Regions from separate parts of the Mus musculus genome. Here region 2 is linked to region 1. Evidence: chromatin loops called from intact Hi-C (ENCODE). Cell type or tissue: heart. All regions are shown on one strand.

What was found. Peaks named below come from ENCODE experiments on the same cell type or tissue, not always from the same donor. Only the 100,000 strongest peaks of a DNase experiment are listed, where the experiment ranks them.
Region 2: a loop joins it to region 1, with 4 times the contacts of the local background. A loop is called at or near these places in 7 of 42 quality-filtered maps.

What each region holds. Positions count from the first base shown.
Region 1 is chr10:50,697,804-50,700,303 of GRCm38, forward strand. It overlaps Ascc3 (activating signal cointegrator 1 complex subunit 3), which reads left to right. Exons shown (of 42, transcript NM_198007.2): 15 at 2,137-2,328. Among named protein-coding and RNA genes, the nearest start is that of Ascc3, 110 kb to the left of the region's middle. In heart, a CTCF peak has its summit at 1,418 (motif pointing right); no DNase peak of the experiment used is centred here.
Region 2 is chr10:50,901,128-50,903,627 of GRCm38, forward strand. The region is part of intron 1 of Sim1 (single-minded family bHLH transcription factor 1); the gene reads left to right. Among named protein-coding and RNA genes, the nearest start is that of Sim1, 6.7 kb to the left of the region's middle. In heart, no CTCF peak of the experiment used is centred here; no DNase peak of the experiment used is centred here; H3K4me3 peaks cover 496 bases; H3K27me3 peaks cover 2,306 bases.

The sequences.
Region 1 (2,500 bases):
ATTTAACATCTGTCCTCCCCTCCTTCCCCTTTGCCTCTATGAGGGTACTCCCCACCTACCCACCACTCCAGCATCCCCCTACACTGGGGCATCAAACCTCCATAGGGCTTCCTCTCCCACAGATTTCAGACAAGGCCATCATATCTATCTGGAGCCATGGATTCCCTCCCTGTACACTCCTTGGTTGGTAGTCTAGTCCCTGGGAGCACTGGGAGGTGCTCTTAACCACTGAGCCATCTCACCAGCCCCAGGAAATATCTTTTTAACCCCAGTACTATATTCTATGAATGCATTTCAGTTAAAATGTTGTTTTAAAAAAAGAAGCCAGAGAAACTTAAAGTGACAATGAGCTGTCCACTTTATGCAGAAGAATGGCATAATTTAACAAGAGCTGTAAGTTCAATGTCATGAAATTGCACAGTGGTGTGCACTCACATATATTGCTGAGCTATGAATCTATTACATAATGTTAGGCAGCAAACTGATGACTTAAAATGAAATTAAAATTATATTTACTTTTCAATTTAATTTTTATAAATTCTTAGCAATCTGTTCCAGAATAAAAAAAAGCAAAGAGTGTGTGTGTGTGTGTGTGTGTGTGTGTGAGACAACGTGTATTATCGTTGTCCTAACTCAGGTTTGTCACTGGACTCTACATTGATAACAAGTGTGTCTGGCTATTCTAGTACAGGCACTCTACAGGCAGGCTCAGCAGAAGCAGGCAGCATCCTTCAGTACAGTTGCACTGACGGTTAGCTCTGAGTGCTCTGAGTGCTCTGAGTGCTTGTGTCTTAATGTTAGAGAAGTGGAATTGGTCAAGTGGCCTCCCTCCTATTTTGGCTTCAGAAGGAACTCTGTTACCTCTTATCGAATACTTCCATGGTCTTTGATATTCATAATAGATGCTTCGTAAAATTAAAAATAATATCTCAGCTCTAAACAAAAAAGGCAATGTGATTCCAGTATAGTACATTTATTACTTGACATCTCTGTGACCAGATAGATACATGCCAAAAATAACTTGTGGGAGGAAAGATATATTTCAGCTCTGTTTCAAAGAGTTGTAGGCCATAATAATAGGGAAGGGATCACGAGGTTAAGGGAAACTGGAGTGTGCAACAGAAATTCCTTATATGGCAGTGGCCTGGACTAGGGGACCAAACTAATGCTCTTAAAGGCCCGCGGACACTGATCAGCTCCATCTCATAAATGCTCCATTACTTTCCAGTAGTGTCACAGATATGGTCCAAGTACTCTGAACATGGCCTGTGGTAGACATTGCAAATTCAAACCATAAATCTTTAGTTACACATAAAGTTTGCAATGTTTTCTACACAAATATAAATTAAGAGTATATTTGCATTTTGTTAGGTGTATATTGTCTTTGGGATTGTGTAAGTTGTCATTTATTTTGTTGGCCACTAGGTGGTGCAGTTTACTAATTTATTATACCCAACCTATAAGCAGAATTTATGAAGTGATCTTTTCTTTAGTTGATTGCCTAGAAATTAGAAAAAGATGTAAGTGACCCACGATGCAATCATTATGGCAAAGCCTGGATTAGAACCCCAGCTTCCTGACCTCTCATTCCCTGATATAGTCATATATTGAAAAATTACTCAAAAATAAGCTCTTATTGACAATAAGACTTTTTCCAAAACAATAATAAAGATATAAGATCCCCCCAAAAGGTATTATTATTAAACATCTTTCAAAAGTATTACACTAACACCTCCAATTTCATAAAAAATACTTTAGTGAGTTTCATCAGTTAGTTTATACAGTCTTTGGTGTAAACTTATGCAGAGCCCACAAGTTCAAACCAGTCTGAAGAATAGATACTAACAAGGAACTTAGTGCATTCAAAGTAGATGTATGGTTGTGGAGGAAATGTGATCCAATATCTTCCTACCAAAGAGCAACATGAACACAGCTGTAGATGAACACTGTGGGCTTCCTCCAAAATTTTAAGACACAAGATGATATTTGTATAAATCACTGTTACCAAGTTATACCTTAGGAAACATTAAAATAATTTTGCTTTCTTTGATAAACTCATTCAGCATGTATAAGGTATAGCAATTGCTGTTAAGTGATAATTAACTGCCTTTTATGGTTTTTTTTTTTAATTTCTAGGTACAAAAGTCAAGAAATAAGCAAGTGCGAGAATTATTCTCCGATGGCTTTAGCATTCATCATGCCGGGATGCTTCGGCAAGACAGAAATTTGGTTGAAAATTTGTTTTCAAATGGGCATATCAAAGTCCTAGTCTGTACAGCCACATTAGCCTGGGGTGTCAATCTTCCTGCACATGCCGTGGTTATTAAGGTAGGAGCTTACCTCCCTTTGCACATGGATTTGTGTCTGTCAAAGCAAGCTCCTGAATTGATTTAGTTAGAAAAATTTTGTCATTTGTCTGTTTCATTGACTGAATGTTGTTTTAGCCAGAATTATTTTCTCCGGTAAAAGTCTAGTTTATATTAAAGAATTTAACTCTATC
Region 2 (2,500 bases), 200 kb after region 1:
GCGCAGGCCTTGCCGAGGTAGATCGCAGGAGCCTTTGTGAGCTCCGTCTCAAGCAGTGACCTGGGACAGTTTCTAGGGCTAGCGGAGACCCTGATGCGCCTTGTTGATGAACAAAGTGCTCTGCCCTGGAACTGTACCAGGAGTTGGCGCGACGCAGGGCACCCATTCCCTGCCCTTCTCTCCCCCAGAGAGCTCCGCTGTTTGGCCATGACAAACGAGAACCCAGAGGCTCCTTGATGCCACAGCCCCAGGAATGCCAGCGCAGGACTTTTAGCCCTGGCGCACACACGTGGTATTTGGGGTTTCAGATTTTCTTTTTCACGCACTCCGCCTAAGTAGCAACCACTAGCCTCTGGGGACCTTAAGTTAGAAGGAGGGCTTGGAAGGGCTTGTATCACCCTTGTCTTCGGTTGTAGACGGGTCACAGGAAACCTCCCTATTGCCTCCGAGACACACTAGGCATTGTGGAGAGGACACATTTTTATGGAGACGCCGTGCTAATAAGGGAGGAAAGAAAGAAGGGGCCACTACAACAAGCTCTTCTCTTTCTAGCCAGCAAAGGAGGCGGTGGATGCCTGGCCTGTAATCTGTATTTTGTCAAGGGCATGAAATTCATTCGAAGAAAAAGCCCGATCAATTTATTTTTGCTGCCTGCAATAACACAGCTGGATGATGCTTTGAGCGCGCGCTAGACTGGGGCTCATCATTCATTCACCAAGAACGGGCCTAAATGGTGCCTGTGGGATTAGGTCAATTTTAGTGGATCTACTTCGCCTCATTTGGTTACTAATTGGTTTCTTGTTTTATAAATCGAAATCTCATTTTCAGGAAATTACAAAACCCGCGCAGTCAGTCCATTGAGGTAATCCTTGGGTCAGGGGGTATTTAAATGGAAATGGCTCAACCGTGCACCAAGGGTAAAGCAACAGAGAAACTTGCTTGGGTATTCACATGAAATGTGAGCTAGCCCTTTAGATTCATAATAGATACACCCCTTCTAATACTACTTATGTAAATATGATAAACCAGATTTTAAGGAAAGTGAGGGGCCTGAGAGAAGTAAAATTTATCTGCTGAGGTTAATGTGGCATATCTTGGAAATCTTCCAAAATAGATTATGTTTTCCTTTGTCTTCAGCCACTTTAGCTGGGGAAAATCCTTTTGTCTGAAACCTGATTTAGTTATCGCCTCCCTCACAGAGAGCCTTTTCTCCTTTGCAAAACCCTGTTCCCTCTGCCTCACCGAGTTACAAGGGAATCTTTAGATCGTGTTCTCACTGTAATCCTGCCGCAAAAGGAGCTGGTTCCTCCTCATTTTAAACAGACAATCAAAGGATTTGCGAATTTTCTGCGGTAGGTCAAGTGCAGAAACGAAATCTCAGCTCCCCCCCCCCCCACCCCACCCCTTGCCCACTGAAACTGGGTGCTGGGGCGCTTCATCGAAGCAAAGAGGTGAGAGGGTCCTTGGCAGCACTTTAAGACTTTGGGAAATGAGAACCTTAATCTGATTTTTTTTGGGGGGGGGGTGTCCTCACATTTTGGAGGGTGAGCTCCTCCCTTGGTGAGATCCACCGGTAGAGCCGCCCAGTCAGTTCCTCATAAAACATTAACCCAGACTCAACCGTGTGACAAGTTTCCTCTGCCTACAAAAGGGAACGCAGCCTCTGTGAAAACAAGTTTCCTCCCAGGTGTGAGGGGGGCGCAGAGTAGAGAGAGGAACTCCCCTGTTAGCTAGCACCCGCTCGGGCTGCTTATTAACCTGTGGGCAAGTCTTGTTTTCCCTCGTAGGCGCATGCTAATGAGGGCGCAACCCGGCAGAGCAAAGCAGGCATCTAGAGTTCTTAGGCAGGATCTTTTTACACGCCCCCGCCAACCTCCAACCCTGCGACCCCACTCGGTGATTTGCAGGCGGCTTCAGGTGACCCTCAAATTTTTCTATTAAAGACGTTTGTTTGCCTAAAACACAGGTTTCGCTAGCTTGAGGGGCGACTAGGACTAGTCCCAGACAACCGCAGCCCTCAGATCTCTAGAGGACCAGCGGGAATGTCCTGCCCTCTGATCCCAAGAAGCTTCTGGTTTTCTGGGCTCTGCGGGGCCCCAAGGTCGACGCCAACCGAGTCCTCGGCACTCTCAGCAAGGTCTTTCTTTTCTCTTTTCTTTAGGGTGGCCAAGTCCAGCTACTTCTTCTGGATAGGAGCCGAAATTCAGGAGGATGAGTTGGGAGGGGAGGAAGGGAGGCGGCAACACGAAGGGGTGTGTATAGGTGGCTGAGACCCGACCCTTCAGTACTTACTGGCTCACCCTGATAACTGGGGCCAGAATCACAGTGTCACTCGGGGAGGAGAGCTGGGCGTGCTGGGGCGTCAGGAAGGATCACGCGGCGCGATGGAGGGAGGGGCAGTCGCAGGAGCGGAGCCGCAGTATTTGCAGAGCAGTGCGGAAATCGTTAGATTTATTTAGGTGTGCAAACACCCAGAAAGACCCCATTTGAGCCTAAGGGG